2 separate regions of the Mus musculus genome follow, and region 2 is linked to region 1. The links are chromatin loops, found by intact Hi-C in ENCODE. Cell type or tissue: heart. All regions are shown on one strand. Each heading gives the region's core, and the rest is flanking DNA. Links, peaks and the distances in the headings are about the cores only.

The links. Hi-C counts contacts between places; a loop is a spot of excess contacts. Peaks named below come from ENCODE experiments on the same cell type or tissue, not always from the same donor. Only the 100,000 strongest peaks of a DNase experiment are listed, where the experiment ranks them.
Region 2: it touches region 1 in a loop (2.2-fold over the local background); 16 of 42 quality-filtered maps call a loop at or near these places.

What each region holds. Positions count from the first base shown.
Region 1 is chr17:55,955,589-55,966,707 of GRCm38, reverse strand. Ebi3 (Epstein-Barr virus induced gene 3) reads right to left here. Exons shown (of 5, transcript NM_015766.2): 4 at 10,369-10,523; 5 at 9,686-10,086. The coding sequence ends at 9,931. It overlaps Yju2 (YJU2 splicing factor), which reads right to left and starts at 7,521. Exons shown (of 8, transcript NM_028381.3): 1 at 7,447-7,521; 2 at 5,895-5,995; 3 at 4,545-4,689; 4 at 2,444-2,578; 5 at 2,041-2,222; 6 at 1,419-1,539; 7 at 71-200. The coding sequence starts at 7,470. Gm16712 (predicted gene, 16712) reads left to right here and starts at 7,307. Exons shown (of 3, transcript NR_108021.1): 1 at 7,307-7,574; 2 at 9,732-9,846; 3 at 10,341-11,119. It also overlaps a transcript of Zfp119b not described here. In heart, for the core only: a CTCF peak has its summit at 9,407 (motif pointing left); DNase peaks (open chromatin) are centred at 7,577, 9,297 and 10,387; H3K4me3 peaks cover 1,900 bases; H3K27ac peaks cover 1,110 bases; H3K27me3 peaks cover 879 bases.
Region 2 is chr17:56,004,354-56,015,472 of GRCm38, reverse strand. It overlaps Mpnd (MPN domain containing), which reads right to left and starts at 6,272. Exons shown (of 13, transcript NM_026530.5): 1 at 6,217-6,272; 2 at 5,887-6,143; 3 at 4,960-5,196; 4 at 4,362-4,485; 5 at 3,774-3,855; 6 at 3,511-3,607; 7 at 3,130-3,202; 8 at 2,981-3,057; 9 at 364-532; 10 at 195-265; 11 at 1-2. The coding sequence starts at 6,223. Stap2 (signal transducing adaptor family member 2) reads left to right here and starts at 7,337. Exons shown (of 14, transcript NM_145934.3): 1 at 7,337-8,056; 2 at 9,779-10,043. The coding sequence starts at 9,942. It also overlaps the pseudogene Gm16276. In heart, for the core only: CTCF peaks have their summits at 4,584 (motif pointing right), 5,800 and 6,002; DNase peaks (open chromatin) are centred at 4,632, 5,342 and 6,282; H3K4me3 peaks cover 1,999 bases; H3K27ac peaks cover 1,291 bases.

The DNA.
Region 1 (11,119 bases), core at 7,120-11,119:
GCCCACCTCACGAATGTTCCACACAGTGCTGGATGCACTGGTGCCACCCATGGCTGCTGAGGGGACTCACCTGCGGCGGTGGGCACCCCGACCTGCTCTGAGGCGCCGTTGGCTTCTGTCTTTACCTTCTTTGGTACAACTAAGCCTGCCAACTGTGCTTTACTGCACAGGGCCTCTGCCTTCCTCTTGGTCTGCGGTACCTGTGGAGACCATGCACAGCTGTTGTCCCTCCGGCCTCCCTGACCTGGCTCTGTGGAACTAGCTTACTTATCAAGCCTGCCCCAGCTCTAAATTCCTACCCGAGTCCCCATGACCTGTCCCTCACCCCACACTTTGCACCTGACTTCTCATCTGCTGCCGTTTCATCCTGTGAACTCCTCCCACCCCTTAATACCTAGCTCAAGCATCTGCCGGCCTCTTCTGGTGTCTGTGTCTGAAGACAGCTACAGGGTACTCATGTACATAAAGTAAATACAGAAATCTTTAAAGGACAAAACAACAACCAAAAAAAAAAAAAAAAAAAAGCTGGGGCCAGATCTGCTGCAAAGTTCTGGATGCACCCAGGACCCTGATGAGACTTAGGGAGACTTAGGGAGAGCCCCTTATCCTTCATAGCCTGTGGGCCAGCTTCTGGTTCTGTGGGCCAGCTTCTGGTTCTGTGGGCTCCGTATCCATGTGGAGAAGCCAGAGAGTAACACAGCTAGCTGTTTTTATCAGCTGCTATGTACCATGGTTTGGTTTGTTTCTGAGACAGGATTCTTCAGGATTTGTGGATCCCACCTAACACAGCCTAGAGCCCTTCTATCTTTTCCTTCCCAGCGCAGGATCCCAGGGCTGCTGGGCTGCATCTGGCTTTGTTTTTTTGCAGCAGGGTCTTGCTGTGTAGCCATGCTGACCTCAAGCATGAGAACTCCACCTGCCGCTGCTCCCATGTGCTGGCTTTATGGTGCGTGTCACCACAGCCAGCACACGCATTCAGCTTTTTATATGGCATTGGGCCAAATCCCAGTCTTGCGCTTGTGGGGCAGGCACTTGACTGAGCGACTCCCTATTCTTTTAATCTGCCTGCCTCTGCCTCCCAAGTGCTGGGATTAAAGGCATGCGCCACCACCGCCCGACTCTGACTCCCCATTCTTTTTTTTTTTTTTTTTTAATTACGTATTTTCCTCAATGACATTTCCAATGCTATCCCAAAAGTCCCCCATACCCTCCCCCCCACTTCCCTACCCTCCATCTGACTCCCCATTCTTGATGTAGTGTTTCACTGGCTAGTCCCTCCCTCAGGCTCAGAAGCATGAAACAGATCAGAGCAGCCAACTGTGGGCTGTTTGTCCTGTTACGAACAACAGTTTTGCTGCTATGATTTCTCCTATGGCCACTCAGCCTGGGTAAGCAACCCACACCCTGGCCTGGCTAACCTCGTTGAGGATGGCTGTGGGGTTGGGTCTTGCAGCTGCCCGTGGTCGGGAAGGTGGCGCCTCATCCTCTGACTCAGAGTCCTCCAGAAGCCTTCGATGGCGAGCCTCCTCCAGCAAGGCCCTATGGGATAGATATGGTGAGGATGTACTGCAGGGGGCGGTCTTCTGCAGCAGCTAGGGGATGCTGCCTCTTCCTGCTCTCTTGGTGTCAGGAACAGGGGAGCAGGTAACCACATTAACAATTTTGAGGGCAGCAGCTCAGTGGCTGAAGACGGCTGGCACATGTGAGGCCCTGGGTTCATGCCCAGCACCACAAAAATAAATAACATATAGTTGGGTGTGGAAGTACATGCCTACTGCCCAGCCCTGGGGGGGTGGGTGCAGGAGGATCAGGAGGTCAAGACCATTTTGGCTACTTAATGATTCTGAGGCCAGACTGGGCTACACGAGGCCCTGTCTCAAACAACAAACCCACAGTCATGGGATGGAAACAAAAAGCCAGAGTGATGGCTATGGAACAGTGGATCTCAGGGGTCCCAGCAGCTGCACTTCAGTAGAGTCTGAGGGGACAGGACAAGAGGGGAGGGGCAGCCATGGAAAGATCCAGAAGGGCCTGGCTCACGCTGTCTCCCGCTCGTCTTCCTCCTCCTGCTGCTGCTGCCACTGCTCCTGAGACATGCGGTGCTGCCGCAGCATGGCCTCAAAGTCCACATGCGCCTGCCGCTGGTTCAGGTCTTTCAGCTCTTGCAGGTTTTCCAGCACTTCCATCTCCAGCTTGGAGTCCTTCGTCCGGTTCTCTAGGACCTGGGGGTGCAAGCGCTGGTGAGAGGCCGCAGGGGTGGGGGAGGAGGTGCAAAGAAGGGTGTGTAGGCGAGGGGAGAGGGAGTAGGGATGGGTAAGGGGTGCAGATAGAGAAGGGGGGCATGGGGGACACCTGGGAGGGGTGCAGGGGTGGGGGAAGGGCACAGGGGTGGGAGAGGGTAGAGGCAAGGGAGGGGTGAAGGGTGCTGTGGCCCAGGGCTTGCCTTCATGGGGTTGTTCAGTTCCTCATCCTCTCGCTCCTTCTGCACGCGCTTCTCCTCCTCCTCCAGAAGCTTCTCCGCCTGGAAGTTGCGCGTGGCCCCGTGCTCCATGGTGTAGTCCGTGTTCTCTGGGTCCGTCTGTTAGGGCAGGGGAGAAATGGCTGCCGGGTGCCAGCCTGAGCCCCTCATGTACATTTCTCCATTCCTTCTACCAGTATCTGTGCTTACTCCTTTGGTGGCTGTGGGCCTTTCTTCCTCCTAATGCCCACACCCTCTGGAACATTCTGTAGCCATAACAAAGAACACCTGACTCCCTCATGGACTCTTATCCCCTTGTGTACACTATTAGTGCATCCCCCTCCATCTGTGCCCTTAGTACACCTCTGGGCTGTGAGGCAGTGGGCAGTGCCACCAGACAGAAGAGCTGGTAAGGTTGTAGCAAGTTCAGAACCCCAGTAAATCTTATAATTGAGAACAGTGGGAATTCAAACTAGCTCCTGACCAAACCAAACCAAACCCAAAACTCCTTGAGTTCTTCATGTTAATGAGGTTATCAAGATAGGCCTGGAGTGTTTAGTCAATGAGTTTCCCTTCCTGGGCATCCCTTTCTGCAAAAGGTATTTAATCTCTGGTTCACGCTGAGTGAGATGTAAGCATCCCCATCTGGCATGAATAAAGCAGTCTGGACAAGCCCTTCATCAAGGACTGCCACGGGGTGCGGGTGGGGAAAGGAAACCTTCATCATACAGGCCATGCCTAAGTCTCCAGAAGAGGCCCCTCTCTACATTTGGCACTCAGCCAAGTGGGATCCTCCCCTCCGGAGCTCACTGTGGGCTTGTGGATCCCATCGTAGACTCTGTTTCACTTTCCCTGAGCGCTGTGTTGGCGGCCCAGCGGCAAGGAAGAGACTCAGCCTGACACCGCTGCCTTTCACCTCCCCTGAGCAGCAGCACATCCCGCAGTATTGCGACACCCCAGGGTTGAGGCAGAAACACAAAGTGACCCTGCGCTGTGTGCTCATCTAGCTTTATCTTCTTGCTTACAAACTACACAGATGACCCAACGTGCCGTGTGTCTGTCGGGGTGGTGGAAGCAGGGGGCCATGAAGTGAATGAGGCTAGCCTGGGCTACAGAAGACCTTAATCAAAAATAAGGGGATGAGGGGCTAGATCCTGGCTGCCACTGCAGAGGAGCTGGTTCAGTTCCCAGTGCTGACATGGTGGCTCACAAACTCTGTAAGTCCAGTGGCTGGGGACCTAAGCCCACCCCTTGTGGTCTTCCTGGGCACCAGACACACAAACGTGACACATGTAAAATAAACTGTAACTTCCTCAAGCTTATGTTTTGTTCACTTTAATCAAGTCCTATTTTTTTTTCCTATTTTTCTTCGAGGCAGGGTTCTCTGTATAGCCCTGGCTGTCCTGGAACTCAGAAATCCGCCTGCCTCTGCCTCCCATGTGCTGGGATTAAAGGCGTGCGCCACCACTGCCCGGCTTTTTTTTTTTTTTTTTTCCAAATCCTATTTTTTTTTTTTTTTTAGGTTAAAGCTTATAGTGAAAAAATAACAACCAAATAAACCAACCAACCAAAAAAACCCAACCCAATCTAAACCAACCCAAAACCCCACAGCCTCCAGTGGTGCCGACAGGAAGAGTGCTTTTCCTCTCCTAGCTTTCCCCAAGTCCTCAGGCTTTTGTGCTTGCGCAGTGGCTCAGGAAGAACATTTGCCTAGAGAATGTGAAGCTCTGACCTCCATCCCAAGAAACACGAAAGAACAGAAGAAAATCATGACTTTTATCCAGATGTGGTGGCATAAGGCTGCCGTCCTAGCAGCCCAGAGGTGGAGGCCGGAGGATCAGGATCACAGTCACCCGAGTACATCGGAGTTTGAGTCCAGCCTGTGCTACAGGACACTGTCGAAGCAAAGCAACAAGCAAGGCCCAGAACAACATGATTTTTTCCTGACCCCGCAACATATCCCATACCTTGCACACATGCAGGTGGGCAGGCTTTTCTGTGTGTGGTTCTGCTGCAAGCACCTTCCCAACACTCTGCCCTTTTGTGGAGTGTTCACAGAGGGAAAGCGAATGAATGAAGCCCCTACCTTGAAGGTGATCTCGGCCAAGCAGCGCGTGCACTTGATGTAGAATCGGAAGATTGGCAGGCCCAGGTAAGCCTCGTTCTGGACTGTTTCCTTTCGTGCATTGAACTTCTTCCCCTTGTAGATGTATTCTCCACACGTCTTACACCTGCAGCCGGGGCAGGCGCGTGAGTGTCTGTCCTCTGCTCTAGCACCCAGTGGCAGCATATGTACCTTATAGGTAGGAGGGACTGGGTGTATGGAGCTTCTGAGAACTGCCAAGGGGACAGCAGAATCCTGACCCTGGCTGCTCCCCCCACTTCCTGTCCTGGTTTACTGCTGTACCTACAAACACCTCTGGCTTAGTCCTACCTCAGGGCCTTTTCTCTGCTGTCCTGGCAGCCTGAGATTCTAACACTTCCCTGACTGTCCGGCTGGCAGACCACCTGCCCTGCCTGCCTCATGTGTCCTTGTGTTACTACAGAGGATGGGTATGACTCCCACTCCCCACCAGCCTCTGAGGGTCAGGAGGCTCCCCTCGCCCCATCAATGATACGTGCCTGACAACTGCCTGCAGAGGAGTGCGGTGGTGTGGATGAGAATGGTCCCTAAGAGTCATAGATTTGAATGCTTAGTCACCGAGGAGTCTTGGGGGGTCGGGAGGAGGAAGATGATTAGGAGGTGTGGCCTTGCTGGAGAAGTGTCACTAGGGGTGAGTTATGAGGTTTCAGAAACCCACAGCACATCTGGTGTTTCTCTCTTTCTGCCTGCAGATCAGGATGTAGTCTCCAACTACTTCTCAAGCACCATGACTGCCATGTTCCCCACCATGGTGACAATGGACTAACCCTCTGAAACTGTAAGCAAACTCCAATTAGATGCTTTCTCTTCTAAGAGCTCCCATGTTCACAGTGTCTAAGACAGGAGCAAACAAAGAAATGAAGACAAGATATAATCAATTAGTCACACGGACAGCTTCTCCATCCTCAGTGACTGTACAGGTGTGACTTACAGGATTGTGATTCTCACACACAGTCAAGTGTGAATAACTGTCTGGTTCAAAGCTGGTTGAACCCAGGAAAGTGGGGGTGAAGGTCTAAGAGGAGGCTGGCAGCCTGCCTGGGATGAGATGGGAGACAGGCTCTGTCAGAGAAGCTGGCTACAAGAGATCTGCAGGCAGATGCCATAGGTGGTGCAAAGGCCCTGGGCAGGAGGAGGGCTGCCACTAGAGGGTCCAAAATCCTGCAGGGCCAAGTGTCACTCTGATTTTCTACTGAGATAGGGGTTGGGGACTCTGTGAGGGTGGGAACTATTATCTTTGTTTGTTGTTTCTCCAGAGAATCAGCCTCCAGCCTCATGTCCCCAGGGATTCACCTCATGTTGAAGGGGGCCATCAGACGCACCACATACTGCCGGTCCTTGGGTAGCTTGAGTTTCGGGATCTTCGATGGGTCAAAGTCAGGTGGGTAGTATTTCTGTGGAGAAGAGGGCGTTGCTGTTTTCTGGTGCTCAGGTCCCATACGGGCAGGAATGGGGTCTGAGAGCCATGTTAGCAGACGCAGGATACTCTGGTTTAAGGGATCTATCTGCTCAGGATTCAGCTTGCTGGAGCCTTTCCAGACATGAGCTGTTTGAAGCACAGTCATGAGAAGAGAAGTTGGGACAGGGAGGAGTGCACAAGCTTCCAACACAAATTATATAGTGTGGTGGGTCACTTTCCTACGCTGTGACATGCCTTCTAGGGAAGGTTCTAGAGGCCCAGGGTTTGCAGTAAGGGTGGACCCCTGCTGCCTATCACATGATAAGATTCTAGACACTCATGAGGAAATGGAGGCCCGACATAAATCAGACCTTGTCAATGGTGGCCTAACCTGCACTAGGGTACCACACAGGCTGCAGGGCACCATCCCAGGGCAAAATCTGGCCAGTGAATCTCCTTGGGGAGAACAGGCTCTGGCCTCTCTGTGTGCTTGGGAGGCTGGGGTGAGGCGCACAGGGACAACCACTCTGGGTTACTGGCATGCCAATGTCCAAACCCAGCACCCGGGAATTTGAGACAGGGGGCTGAAGAGAGACAACTCCCCTCTCCCCCAAAAAGAAGCTATGTGGACCACCAACAAGGAGGCTCTGCTTTTGACACCTACTGGCAACCAGGCTCACGAGAGAGGAAGCTTTGCTAATTCAGGCGGTAGACGGGAATGATGGTGTACAACTGTCATACCAGCACTCAGGAGGCTGATGCAGAACTGTGAGTTTACAGTCAGCCTGGGCAGTGCACACAAACGTGCTGCACAGACAGACATGAAGGAAAAACATAAAGTGAAAATAAAACTAATCCTTTAAAAAGTGAATATAGCCCATCTTAGGTGTACAAACTTTTGGTCTGTGAGTTCGAGGCCATTCTGGGCCTTCTGTGTACAGTGAAACCTTAACCCAAAGCAAACATTTAAAAAACAGATCCAGGAAATGGAGAGCAAAATTTTCCAAGAGTGGAGACTGAGTCACCCCAGAAACCCCAACATGATGTAGACATCTCTGCAAAAGGTTTCGGATATTAATTCAACAAAAGCCGGGAAGAACTGAGGTGACCAACAACATCCCCTGATCTGATCTGGGGAAAACCCACAAAGAAGCAGTCCTGCCCCCAATTGGGTAAAGTGACAGAAGCTCCGCTTCCCTGGTGATGATTGGTTACTCACGAAGCTGGGGGGGGGGGGGCGGGGAGAGGGGGAAGCTAACGACCGCCCCCAAAAATGTGATTGGCAAGAGTTTGGAAAGCTCCCGCCCGACTGGAAGACGCGCGTGCGTGTGCGTGCGTGTGCGCGAGAGGGGCTTGCAAAAGGAAATGACCGGAAGGAAGCACGCCTCGCCCGGAGCCCTCGCACACTTCACCCTCTGTAGGAACATTTAGACTCTGAGCACTTACGTTTAAAACTTTCCGTTCCGACATTTTCGCTTCCTGTCCAGCGAACAAGCGAAGAAGCGGTCCTCAGTCTACGGGGAGTTTCTCCGATTCAGCGCCTCAGTGTCGCCACTTCCTAAGCCGGCTCACTGGTTGGTGCCTACCCGCTTCATCGTTCTCATTGGCTGCAATCTTTGTCGATCCGAGTCGGGAGTGCGCTTCCGTTCCCTTCCGGGTGCCGGTAGTTGAAACCCGAAATAAAGGTTCCGGGACATGTGGATCCTGTGTGCGCTTATCTAGCACACTGAAAGGATGGAGAAAGCTGCCTGGGATAATAACATTTTCTCTCCTAACTCTGATCAACAATGCTGTTTGTTTTTTTGAGTCAGAGTCTCACTGTGTGTCCCTGGCTGTCCTGTAACTCACTATGTAGCTCAGGGTGGTCACAAACTAAAGGAGATCCTCCTGCTTGTGAGTTCTGGGACCAAATAATTAAAGGCCACCATGTCCCGTTCTGGTGTTCCTTCTTCTTAAGTTTCTTTATTTCTGCTGCTGGGGATGGAATCCAGGGTCTTTGCATATGCCAGGCAGGCACTCTACCACAGAAAACACCACCCAGCGCTCTAATGCTGGGAGGTAGCCTCTCACTAAGATGCCCAGGCTGGCCTGGAGCAGACTCTGCAGTCCAGCTTGGCCTTAAATTTGAAACAATCTTACTGCAAGCCTGGAATCAGTGACCTGCCTGGTTTTCATTGTGTTTTGTTGGTGGTGGTGGTGGTGTGTGCGTGCGCGCGTGCGTTTCTTCTTTCTTCTCCTTTTTTTTTTTTTTTTTTTTCGAGACAGGGTTTCTCTGTGTGGTCCTGGCTGTTCTGGAACTCACTTTATAGACCAGGCTGGTCTCGAACTCAGAAACCTGCCTGCCTCTGCCTCCCAAGTGCTGGGATTAAAGGCCTGTGCCACCACCACCCGGTGCGTTTCTTCTTTTATGAGAGAGGAACTCACCACGTAATCCAGGCTGACCTTGAAAACTCAGTAGTCCTCCCCTCCCTCTGACTCCCAAGTGCTGGGTTTACAAATAAGAGACACTGTGCCCAACTCTTTTTACTTTTTTCTTTAAAAAATAGTATCTTTGCTGTTGTTTTGTTTTTGTTTTTGAGACAGGGTTTCTCTGTGTAGTGCTGGCTGTCCTGGAACTCAGTCTGTAGACCAGGTTGGCCTCAAACTCAACAAAGATGCGCCTGTGGCTGCCTCTAGTGTTGGGGATTAAAGACATGCACCACCACTGCCAGGCTTAGTATTCGTTTTTTACATTTGTTTATTTATTATTTGTGCCTACAAAATATGACAAGCCCCAGCATTGAGCCCAGCCCCCATTGCTCCTCCTCCTCCTATTCTTTTGGTCTTTTTGAAACAGGATTTCTAGGCTGGTCTTTAGCTTGCCACCATCCTCCATCCCTACCCCCACCCTCGATATCCTCATTTCAACAAGGCTGGGCTTTGTCCTATTTTCCTCTTAGCTGAGGAAACAGGTGCTAGGGGTGTGTCTCCAACATTCTCCTACAGGTAGCTCCTGTGCCATGTCCTTTTGCAGGGCCTTGCACCTTGCTCCATCCTCTCCCTTTCTCCCACTTTCATGCCCCCCTTCATGCACTGTACCATGTGGAATTCCTTTTTGAAGCTAGCACCATTCTGTGTCCCCCCAGGCTCCTGACCCTCGAGCCACATTAACTTCTTTTTGTCATGAAGGCCTTGTTTGGGGGCCCGTGGAGATGACTCAGTCGGTGAAGCCTTGGAGGTATGAGGCCTTGAGGTGTGCTGTGTGCACACAAACACAGACAAGCCCCAACGTCACTCACTCCATGGACATGATGGACAGACAGGGATAAAGAGGCGCTCCTGTGCTGGAGCACAGGCTGTTCTAGCTGAAGACCCAGCAGTCACCCTGTGGACCGGTACTCCTGCTTCACGGGCTCTGGCGCCCTCGTCTGGCCTCAGTGGGCACTGCACATAACCCTTTACTTATATTTGAAAATAAAATATTTAAAAATTTAAAATGGGCAAAGAGGAATTCTTAATTTTAATAGTAATTCCTATTGGGTGGTGGTGCACGTCTTTAATCCTAGCACTTAGGAGGCAGAGGCAAGCGATCTCGGTGAGTTTGAAGATAGATTGGTCTACAGAGTCAGTTCTAGGTCAGCCAGGGCTACACAGAGAAACCCGGTCTCAAAACAAAGAAACAAAGAAACAAAACAAAACACCACGATGATGATGATTCTTATTTAATCCGTCTTTCTAATTAAATCACAAAGTTCACAAAGCCCCGCACCGGCAGAAGAAGAAAGATCATCCCACAGGGTTGGAAATTGAGGTCTGAAGAAGTCAAGTGAATTATCCAGTGCTTCGGAGCAGCCCAGTACATGGAAAGTCAGTATTCAGACTCAGGACAGGCCACCCTGCCACCCTCAAGTAGACGACATCAGGGTCTGATATCAAGGATCCAGTCCCTCTTCAGGGCTTATGGGGTGCACTTTCTACTTGCCCAGGGAGGCTCCAGTCACTTGGTTTCCCATAATCTGTGAGGTCCTGAGCTGACACCTGGATGCAATACTTGGCATGGGGTTTCGAGTTCCTGAGGGTGAAAGTCGTGGCTTCAATGGGTCCCACCTGTGGGGAGAAGGGGTGTCAGGCCATTGGAAGGAGGAGGTGGGAAGGACCACAATGCATTGGGGAGCTGGGGAGCTGGCTTGGTGGGTAAAGAGCTTGCAGTGAGTTCGAATTCCCAGCAAGCAGGTAAAGTCTATTGCTGAATCACACCAACAATCTCTACGCTCCAACAGAGGCGATAGGCGGAGACAGGAGATTACCCAGTGGGACCCAGTCTCACTCAGCATCCACCTCTGTGCTCCTCCTTCTTCCAGACCACGCCCCCCTGCGCGCGCAGCTCACCTGGCGGAAGTGAGAGGCTCCTCGGCGCCGGTAGCGGAGTCGGTACTTGAGAGAGAAGATGTCCGGGAAGGGCCAGGAAGCAGGGGGATGCCAGAGCACCTGCAGGCGCTGTCCCGCTGTGCGCAGGCGCACGCCTTCCGGAGGGTCCGGCTTGACTGGTGGGAGCAGGACCGGGGTCAGCGTCCGCTCTGCCGGTTCATCCCTCACACACTAAGTCTTCGTTTGTGACTCTCATTCATTCACATGTTCGCTTTCGCCCTCAGACAGCTATTCATGGATTTGCTCCGTCCTGCCGTTCATTCATACTCACACTTCATTCGTTCACGTATTCACTAAATTCTTCACTAATTCATTCCTCTACTCAGTTACTCACCATCTCACTCACACATTTATTTATTGGTTGATTCAAGTGCAGATTTGTTTCTGGATTCATTAACTCATTCATTTGCGCTTATCGTTTATACACTCATTCGTTCAGGGATCCATTTCCCAGTCATTAGGTCATTCACTGTATCCTTTGTGAATTCATTCATTCACTCCCTAATTGAGTCATTCATTCGTTCATGCACTCACTCATGTCATTCATTCATTTACTCATGGCCTTCATGTATTCATTATGCATTCATTATGTCAGTTGTGCATTTATTCACTCATTCACTAAGTCATTCATGCATTCATTCGTTCATTCATTAAGTCATTCGTGTGCATGCACTCATGTCATTTCTGCCTTCATTCACTCATTATGCATTCA
Region 2 (11,119 bases), core at 2,670-6,669, 53 kb before region 1:
TGCTGTTAGGAGGGGTGGAGACCAGTCAGAGAGGTCTTGCCTGGGGCTTGATTGAGAAACAGGCACAAGTGCCCAACCCAACCCAGAACTGGAGTCGCCTGCCTCAGACTCAGCACATCCTCTAGAGTCCTTAAACCTCTGCCCAGATGCAACCCCACCCGATGTCCGCTCTCATCCATATCCCTCCAGCTCACCTCAGGGGGAGGCATCACCCAGAAAGGGCAGATCTTGGACTCAGGGCCTGGGTTGCCAGAGTAGTAGGGGGCTGTGGGAACAATAAAGGTTGAAGAAGGGGGCTCAGAGGGCCTGGCCTGGTAAATCCTCCAACCCAGAGCCTGGGGGGGGGGGGGGTTGAGGGCTCACAGCACAGCAGGGCCAGGCAGGGCTGGAAGCCATTGCTGGAGCCTTGCAGTCTCAACTGGTACTCCATCTGTGCGTCAATGTCCTGCAAGGAGGGTACTGCAGGGCTGTGTGGGTGGCTGTGGTACCAGCCCACCAGGGACAGGCCTCGAAGGAACAGGACCTGGTAGATCTGTAGACAGACAAGTTAGGTTAGGGTGGGCAGAACCAGAGCCTCGAGCTGCACTTGAGTTTCTCACAAAAGTAGTTAAGCAGTGCATCTCCCCGCCCTGTACCCATGCAAACATGGTGGGAGTATGATTAAGAAATACATCTGGGGGGCTGGTGAGATGGCTCAGTGGGTAAGAGCACCCGACTGCTCTTCCTAAGGTCTAAAGTTCAAATCCCAGCAACCACATGGTGGCTCACAACCATCCGTAAGAAAATCTGACTCCCTCTTCTGGTGTGTCTGAAGACAGCTACAGTGTACTTACATATAATAATAAATAAATCTTTAAAAAAAAAAAAAAAGAAATACATCTGGGACCTCGGGGCTGCGTCGCCGGGCACGGCGGCATGGGGCCCGGCGGTGGCACTGTGCGCAGCGAATGTTTGCCTCCCAGATGGAAGGGGAACTCAAAGTGACCCAGGTTCTCAAAGAAAAGTTCCCTCGAGCTACAGCTCTTCAAGTCACAGACATCTCAGGAGGCTGCGGGGCGATGTATGAAATTAGAATCGAATCAGAATTTAAAGAGAAGAGGACTGTCCAGCAGCACCAGATGGTCAATCAGGTATTAAAAGAAGAGATCAAGGGCATGCACGGCCTACGGATATTCACCTCTGTCCCCAAGTGCTGACAGCTGACTGACTGCTCACGCTTAAAACCTGGAGTGCACTTCACTCACAGCAGTATTTTAGAAAATCCCTGCCCACCTACAAAAAATATCTATTTTTTGTTCATAGACATTTCTATATTATAATTATGGGAGATAAAAAAAAGAAGAAATACATCTGGCTGGGCCACGCCTTTAATCCCAGCACTCAGGAGGCAGAGACAGGCAGATTTCTGAGTTTGAGGCCAGCCTGACCTACAGAGTGAGTTCCAGGACAGCCAGGGCTACACAGAGAAACCCTGTCTCAAAACACAAAAGCAAGAAGCTGGAGAGATGGCTCAATGGTTAAGAGCACTGACTGCTCTCTCAGAGGTCCTGAGTTCAATTCCCAGCAACTACAGGGTGGCTCACAACCATCTGTAATGGGGGTCCAATGCCCTCTTCTGACAGTGACAGTGTTTTCACATACCTAAAATAAGTAAATCTTTAAAAAAAGAAAAAAAAAGGGGGGGGGGAGCATCTGGCAGCTGCAAAGATGGTCCAGTGGTTAAGAGGACCTGAGTTCAGTTCTCAGCACCCACATGAAGTTTCAACTATCATCAGTAACTCCATGTCTAGGGGATCTGACACCCTCATCTGGCATCCCTGAACCATAGGCATGGACAGTGCAACCATACAAGCATAACACTCTTGCACAATATAAAACAAGCAAATATTGGTGGTGCATGCCTTTAACCACAGCCCTCAAGAGATGGAGGCAGGTAGATCTCAGAGTTTGAGGCTACGCTGGTCTACAGAGTGAGTTTCAGAATGGCCTGGGCTATACACAGAGACCCTGCCTTGAAAACCCCCAAAAAGCACTTGTTGGGTTCAGTTCTCAGCACCCACATGGTGGCTCACAACCATCTATAACGCCTGTTCCAGGGGATCCAGTGCCCTCTAATACCTCCACAGGCCCCAAGCACACACATAATGCACAGACATTCAGGCAAAACACCATACAGAAGATATGAAGACCCTTTTAAGATTGCATATAGGGGGCTAGAGAGATGGCTCAACAGTTAAGAGCACTGACTGCTCTTCCAGAGGTTCTGAGTTCAATTCCCAACAACCACATGGTGGCTAACAACCATCTGTAATGGGATCTGATGGTTTCTTCTGGTGTGTATGAAGACAAGGACAGTGTTTTCATATATATAAAATCTTTTTTTTTTTTTAAATCCATTAGATTAGCCAGGCAGTGGTGGTGCATACCTTTAATCCCAGCACTTGGGAGGCAGAGGCAGGTGGATTTATGAGTTCAAGGCCAGCCTGGTCTACAGAGTGAGTTCCCAGACAGCCAGGGCTACAGAGAAACCCTGTCTCAAAAAAAAAAAAAAAAAAAAAAAAAAACGGAAAAAAAAAAAAAAAAAAGGCCATTAGATTAAAAAGAAAGTTACATGTAGGATTGTACAAGTGATGGTGCATGCATGCCTTTAATCTCAGCACTCAGGAGACAGGAGGCACATGGATCTATGAGTTTGTAGCCAGCCTGGCCAGACCCACAGTCTACAGAATGAGTTCCAGGACAGCCAGCGCTACACAGAGAAACCCTATGGCATCTAAAAATTAAACTAACAAAACGAAATTACATCTCGGCACAGGAGTAGGCCTATCCTCCCAGTATTCAAAAGAGTGGCAGAAGGAGGCCATAATCTAGGCTATAAAGCTCAGAGCCAGCATTTCTACCCCAGACATGGGCACCGACACTCATTTCAACATTTGCAGAACATGGCCACTGTCCTGCCCCCCAACCCCCAAGCCCTCACCTCCTCCTCAACCGTGGCTGCAGTATCAGTGTCCCCCAGCCGACTCCTGCAGGGGAAGGCTCTCAGCACGGTCAGCACTGTGGGGTACCAACAAGAAGCCATCAGTCCTGCCCCAGTTACACCCTTGTCCACCCAGGCCCAGTACCCACTCTGATTGTTGATGTCCCAGCGACCACCAAGGTAGCCCACGACCTCACTCCGAGTCAGGTGACAGTGGAAGTCCTGGGGACAAAATAGGGAAGGCTGGCTGAGATTGCACTTCCTATCTCAATGCAGGAGTTAGCCTATGTGCATTTATCAAGCACCTACCATTTAACCTAAGGATGTAATTCACTGGTGAGCATGTAGGCACCTAGCATGTGCAAAGGCAGTGGGGTCCATTCCTAAATGAGCACGTATTATTTACTAATAGTAAGCCCTTACTGAGTGCTTTCTGTATATCTCTTCAGTGTCCCTCACCCAGGAAGGTCAGTGAGTTCCTTGTTCCTAGACATGGAAGGTGACCAGGCAAATTGACTTTAGCCACTTACCAAGAGGAACAGCACATTACTGGAAACGGCCACGTTGAATGGCTGGAACTTGTTGATGGCAGCAAAGGATGTTACTTCTACCAGAGTGTGGGGGTTCCTGGAGTAGTCAGGAGGGTCCCAGGGCTTTAGGAACTCAGGCTCTTTCCCACCTCCACCCGTCCTGAGTACTCTCAGCAGCCAAGGACTCCAGGCCCTGCCTTTGCTGGATCAAACCAACCAAGGATTCCAGGGAAGCCAGGACCAGGGCAGATGATGTAACTGACCTGGCGGAGTCTCGGCTGCCCAGCATGCAGTAACGGATGGGCACTGGCACCTTGTCCATACGCTTCCCTGGGGGTGTGGCCTCTGGAGAAAGGGATGGGGGGAGAGGAGAGGGGGAGGGAGAGAGAAGTCACTGTAAGCCCTCTGCTCTCTTCTCTTCGCATAGAAGCAAGGATGCCCAAGGGAGCCAGAGGAAGCAGGGCCAGCGAGATGGCTCAGCAGATCTTGCAACCAAGTGTGATGACCTGAGTTTGATTCCTAGACCCCACATGGTGGAAGAAGGGACCCAACTTCTGATCTACATGCCCCATCACAATAAATAGATAATACATGCCCTTAACCCTAGCACTCAGAGGATGCATCTCTGTGAGTTCTGAGCCAGTCAGGGCTACAATGAGAACCTGTCTCAGAGAGAGAGAGACAGAGACAGAGACAGACAGAAAGAGAGAGAGAGAGAGAGAGAGAGAGAGAGAGAGAGAATGAGAGAGAGAGAGAGAATATGAATATGAATCAGGATTCAGGATTCCCCAGGCCTAAGAAACATCAAAGCCATCTTCCCACATCATAGTGCCTCTGCCCTGGCCCCTCACCTGGCTCCAAGGAACCCTTCCCAGGGGGTCTGTGGCCTTTGTCCTCTGATGAGACCCCAGCCAGCACATCTTCTTCCTCCTCCTCCAACAGCAGTTCTTCCTCCTCCCCTTCACTGGTGGGACTCTGGTGGGAATGGAGTGTAGCAACAACATCAGCTGGGAGCTTCACTCAGTACAAACTGGAGCCCAGGCTTGAGCCCGAGGTGCCATTGCCTGGACCAACCGCCAGAGGGCGACGGTGAGCAGAGGTGTCCGAGGTGCGGATTCTCCCCACGCTTGGGATTCAGCCTGTCTTCTCCTGGCTGTACTACTTCGGGTGAGACTGACTGTCTCGGAGCCCTGTCTCTCCCCTGACAGTCTCCCTGCAGCAGTTCCCTCTGCCAATAGTATTCATGACCCCCACCTCCTTCAGGATCAAAGCCCAAGTCCTCCGGGCAGCCCAGGAGGCCCTCCTGGCCTTGCTTGCCCCTCCCTGCCTTCCTCCTTCCCGTGCTTCAGAATTCAGGCCGTCTTGCTGAATCACATCAGACTCTATCTTGCCCCACGGCCTTTGCAACCTCATCCCCACAGCGCAAGGTGGAAGGCACGTACTTCCTACCTCATCGGCCGTAGCTACAGGCATATGTAGCTGGTGCCGGCGAAGCCAGGCGGCCTTGTATTTGTCCAGCTTCTGGCCCTTGTACTTGACAGAGGCCCAGCCACAGCCAGATTTCTTGGCTGGGTTGACGAGCTTCTTGCAGTGTGTGGCCCAGGCGCTGGGTGAGTTGAAGACTTGTCCAGTTTCCTGCCACACGATCCTGCCATCCAGCTGCAGGTCCCCAGTAAACTTCCTGCCCTGCAGCGACAGAGGGGGCTGAAACACTTCAGTCCTAGTGATTCCTAACTCCTTTCTCCCTGAGGCTTGGCGTCCTTGTTCTTCTAAGGCTCCCAAGAGGTACTGTCACAGGAACTCCATCTTTCACACCAGTACTCCTGGCACTCCACACCCAGATGCACAACTTTAAAATTAAGTAATGGCAGCCAGAGCAGGCATAACGGCCCAGGCCTGTCAGCCCAACTACTGGGGAAGCTGAGGCAGGAAGCACACAACTTCAGAACCTGCTTGGAATACTTAATAAGACTGTTCTCAGAGGTAGAACTCCTGCCTAAAATTCCCAAGTGAGGGGTTGGTTGGGTGCAAGGTCAGGAATTGACCCCCTGCTTAGAATCCCGCAGTGAGGGGGCTGGGGGCATAGTCAGGGGTAAAGCTCCCTTCCATTCTTGGTATCACAAAGAGTTTTTTGGGCGATCATTTTAAATAACAGTACACAGTTTTGAAGCCATCATCTTCATAGAGAGCCTGGGAAGGAAGGCCTCATTTTACAGATGGGGAAGCCGCAATCACACAGATTGGTTGCCCGCGGACACACCCAGATGGCAGTGGTTATAGCTATGTGGCATTGTGATTAACACGGTTCCTCTGGGCTTCAGTTTCTCTTTATACGCTAGCAGTGGAGGACATGAACGGTCTCCGGGGGTCGCTCACCAGGTAGTAGATGGATAGCACCCCCTCACCGGGCTCCAGCAGCTCGTCTTTGAGCAGCACCCGAAGCGTGACCGCGCGCCTCGTGAGCGCGCCCCCTAGGGCCATCCCAGGCCCTGCCGTGCCGCCTCCGCTGCCACCGAGGCTGCCGCTGCGCCCTCCGCTACCCGTCCCGCGCTCGGGGTCCTCGGCCTCCGCGTCGTCCTCATCCTCCTCCGGCGCCTCCTCGGCCGTGGCCCCGGGAGACAGAGACTCGGGAGCTGCAGCGAAATAGCAACTGGCTGCAGAGGTCGCGTCCCGCTGCCCCGTCCCCGCCTGCGCGGACCATCCTACCTGCCATGGACGCTGTGTCCCGGCACAGCCTCCTCCGAGTGAACGGGCTCCTCCCCGCGCGGGGACACAGCAGTCTATTGGTTACTGAAAATGGGTGGGGAGGTTTGGCCCGCCGGGGGCGGAGGGGATACGGAGCGGTTGGGTTGTGCTTGCACTGGAGTTGGAGCGATCCGGTGCAATTTGGCGAAACTAAAGCTGGAGGTTGGGGGAGACCTGGAGAAGGAAACAGGCCCAGGACCTTCTCATTCAGGGACTAGAGATACCATACTCGAGGCCACCAGCTACTAGGTTGCAACTTTGATCCCTGAGCAGGAGTGGCTCAGCTTTCAGGAAAGAGATGGAAACCTTAGGTCTTGGGCCTGCCCACGCGCAGTTAAAGAAATGAGGGAAGACCTTGGGACACAAGGGAAACTGAAGCAGATGGTGAACTAGAGGGAAAAACAGACTCAGGACGCCGCCCCCCATCCCCTGCTCTCAGGGGGACTATACTCCCTTAGTGGGGCTGCATCCTGGAGCTCATGATTCCCTCAGCCTACAGCAGCGATGAAGGAAGCTGCTAGTGAGGCTAGTGCGCTAGCTAAAGGCAGAGCCCTTGATGGTTGGGAGCAGGGAAGAAACAGGTTTGTAAGAAATGTAGAGCCGCTTTAGGAAAGCAGCTGCGCGTTATAGCTGGATCGAAAGGTCTGAGCCTGGCCAGCTTTAGCCTTTCTAGGGTTAACTCAGCCCAATGGCAGTTCTCATCAGCCAATCACCAGGTGCCTCCAGCATCCAATCAGCGACAAGGGATGGTTCCCACTCAGCCAATCGGCGTTCACGTGTAATCAGCGAGCGGGAAGGGGCGGTGTTACTAGGCGCCCAAGGCCCTGGGCCTTTGTTCTCATCCTGATTTGTCCTTCATCACAGATTACCCCAACCCAGGGAGGTCTGAAAATCCGGGTGGCCTCAAACTGGGGAAAGAGGCAGGATGCTCTGGAAAGGTCTGAGTAATGAGAATCATTCTTTTTTTTTTTTAAGATTTGTTTATTTATTTATTATATGTAAGTACACTGTAGCTGTCCTCAGACACTCCAGAAGAGGGAGTCAGATCTCGTTATGGATGGTTGTGAGCCACCATGTGGTTGCTGGGATTTGAACTCCTGACCTTCGGAAGAACAGTCGGGTGCTCTTACCCACTGAGCCATCTCACCAGTCCGAGAACCACTCTTCCCTTAGCCCAGGCCACCAGACTTTGGGCTCCATAGTTTACCGCTTCCAAGTCCCGGCACAATATGCAGGTCTAACCATCTTGTAAACAGGCAAAGCCTTGAGAGAGGCTCCAAGTTCTGCTCACTGGACGTTTTCATCCTGTTTATCTTCCACCTCGATCCAAAAGGGACTTTTCTATGATGTAACTACTGCCACATCCTATCCTTGCGCTACAACAGTCCTTGGCTCCCGGCTAATTTTTCTTTTCCTTCCTTCCACTTGCAGTGATCCTCCTGCTCAGCCCCCTCCTGCTTACGTCATAGGCTTGCATCCCCACACCTAGCTCCCCTGTGGCCTTTGACACTTTGAAGCAACTACTGTGGCTTGACAATGTACAGAAACCTAAAGATAACATTGGTTGAAGATAAAGGAAGGTTGTGCCACTCACAGCCACTATCTGGGTCCCCATCTCCACCCTTTTACCTGTGTAAAGTCCAGGTGCCCTAGCTGGGAACTGAAGAAAATGAGTTCACAATCTGTTCTGCCTTTGCCTTTTGAAAATAGCATCTCGCAGGGCAGTGGTGGCCTGTGATCCTAGCACTTGGGAGGCAGAAGCCGGTGGATTTCTAAATTCAACGCCAGCCTGGTCTACAGAGTGAGTTCCAGGACAGCCAGGGCAATTCAGAGAAATCCTGTCTTGAACCTCCGCCACCCCCCACCCCCCCATCCCCAAAATAGCATCTCAGGCAGACCGCACTAGACTCAAGTTACTATGTAACTACGGCTGCTCCGGTCTCTTCCTCCCAAGTTCTGGGAAAACCCAAATGTACTACCACGCCTGGCCAAATTTACAATTACACACTGATCAATTGTACTGGAATTGACCTTAGAGCCTTGTCCTAGCCAGGAGCCAGGTACACTACCACCACAAGCCAGGCGCCCAGGCCCTCTCAAGACCGTTCTTAGTGGGGGGCCTGGGGGCGTGGTCAGGGCAGAACCTCAGCGCAGAATCACACTGGGAAGGGCTGTGTGTAACCGATAGAGCACTTACTCAGGTTGTGCAAAGGGCTTGAGTTGCTTCTACAGCGACAAGGGGAAAAAAAAAAAAAAAGTAGAAAGCTAAAGAAATAAACTGACTTGGTTTGCGGTTTGTTATAAAATTTCAAAGTACCAAAAGCAGTGAACGTCAGGCCTGCTGTCCCGCACCTGTCTGTCATTTCAGCACTTGAGAGGCTGAGGCAGTTAAAAATCAGCTTGGGGGGCTGGTGAGATGGCTCAGCGGTTAAGAGCACTGACTGTTCTTCCAGAGGTCCCGAGTTCAAATCCCAGCAACCACATGGTGGCTCACAACCATCTGTAATGAGATCTGAAGACAACTACAGTGTACTTACATATAATAGATAGATAAAATCTTTTTTAAAAAATCACTTGGGCTATGTATCGAGAGTCAAAAAACAAAAATCAAAACCACCACCACAGGGCTGGAGAGATGGCTCAATGGTTAAGAGCACTGGTTGCTCTTCCAAAGATCCCAAGTTCAATTCCCAGCAACCACATGGTGGCTCACAAGCATCTGTAATGGGATCCGACGCCCTCTTCTGGTGTGTCTGAGACAGTGAGTGTACACACACACACACACACACACACATAAATAAATAAATATTTTTTAAAAAACCCACTACCAAAACAAAAACCTAGACATGGTGGTGCACACCAGACATAGCAACACTCAGGAGACAGGAGGTTCAGATGTTCATTCTAAGCTACTTAACTGGAGGCCAGCAGGGCTACAGGAGACCATGTCTCAATGAAGCAAAAGAAAGAAAACTAAAATTAAATAACGGAAGTACTTAGATGTGAGTGTGATAAGGGCACTCTGGATACACAGGCTGGGAATGATATCAGTGTAGGGGTTGGTGATGTGTCCTAGTGGGAAAGGGCTCTTGGCACCAAACCTGATAACCTGAATTTAATCCCTGGGACCTACAAACTGTCCTCTGACCTCCACACCCATACACTCAGTAAATGTAACCAAAAAAATAAATTAATTGATCTATATATTGAGTGTGTTCAAACAGAAGAGTGCTGAGAAAGCCCCTCCCTCCCTCCCTCCCTCCCTCCCTCCCTGACTGACTGTAGGCTACTATTGTCATAGGTGTCAGCAAAGTGGGTTCCCGTGTCGTTCCCGTGTTTTTCCGCTCCCGAAAAAAAAAAAAAAAAAAAGAAAAAAGTGTATCAATGATACAGAGAAACTTACTGCTGCGGTCATTCCACCTGCCAAGCATTCCAGATCTTGCAATTATGCTTCTACTGTGATTTCCCTGGGTTGGTTTTTTGGCCGTGCTCCCTAACAGGTCTCTGTCTTTGCTTGGGACAGGAGCCCAGAACTACCGGGATTTCCGCAGGATCCAGCCCCCGCCCAGAACTGCTAGAGAGGGAGGTGACAGCTGACTGAGTTGAGGAAACTCCCCAGGAACCTGTTTATCCACTTCCTGGCCAGACTGAGGCTCCTACTGAAAGGACAGGGACCCAGGCTGGCCATGGCCACAGCCCTGAGTCCACCCCGGGGTCCCAAGCTCAAAGGTGCTCCACCTTCACACTACTACGAGAGCTTCCTAGAGAAAAAGGGACCCTGTGACCAGGTATGAAGAGCGAGCGGGGAGCTAGCAGTGTCGCTGTCCTGGGAAACTGCAAGAGCCTCTCTGAACCGAGGTCACCTCACAGACCATGGGCCTGGCAGGGGGTGGGTGTGTGTGACAGTGGGACAGCACCTAGTGGAGCGAGCATACGCCACTGGCTGTGGAAGGTTTGGCCATCTGTCTGTCCTCTAATTTCACCTTTGTCTGTCTATCTGTCTGCCTTCCTGTCTGTCCACCTTCCTGCCTGGCTGCCTGACTGCCTGACTATAGGTCTCTTGATCTATCTACCTAGCTGTTTCAATCTCTCTAACTTGGTCTCTCTTTCCACTCTTTGAATATAAATAAACACGACTAGAGACATCCTCCAGGAAATAAGGTGTCCTCCAATTCCTGAGCCTCCTCCTCCTCCTGGCCCAGAATTAACCCCAAAGGTTACTTCCTCCTTCCCAAGGAGGAGGGTCAGGGCAGGTGGGCCAAGGGCAGGGCAGGTGGCATGTGGAAGTATGACACCTGACTGCAGCCACATAGGAGAGGGTTGTTTTGAGACAGGTTTTTGGACTATAACCCAGAAGGGCTTTAAAGTTGAAGCAATCCTCCTGCTTCAGTTTTTCAAGTGTTGGGATGACAGGTGTGCTCTGCCACCATGCTCAGCCCATATGCATTTTCTGCTGAATGCACCCCTCCATTTCTAACTATGTCCCTCAGGTCCCTCACATCCCACATGTGTCCAGATGTAGCCTAACCATCAAGTCCTTTACATGATTCATTCAAAGGATGGACAGATGGATGTGCATAGATGGATAGATGGGTGGGTGGCAGACACGTGGGTGGGTGGGTAGCTGGGTGAATTGGTGAGTGTATGTATGTGTGAATGGATGTAGGTGTAATGGGTGAGAGGATGGATGCATGAATGGATGGACGGATGAGTGGGTGGATGTGTGGATGGATGGATGGATGGGTAGGGGAATGGATGAATATAATTGGATGGGTGTTATGGATTTAGTTTATTGCTTGTATTATGTTAATTGGGTTCCCAAATTACACGGGAATTTGCATGTCTGCGAGTGAGATGCTAATGG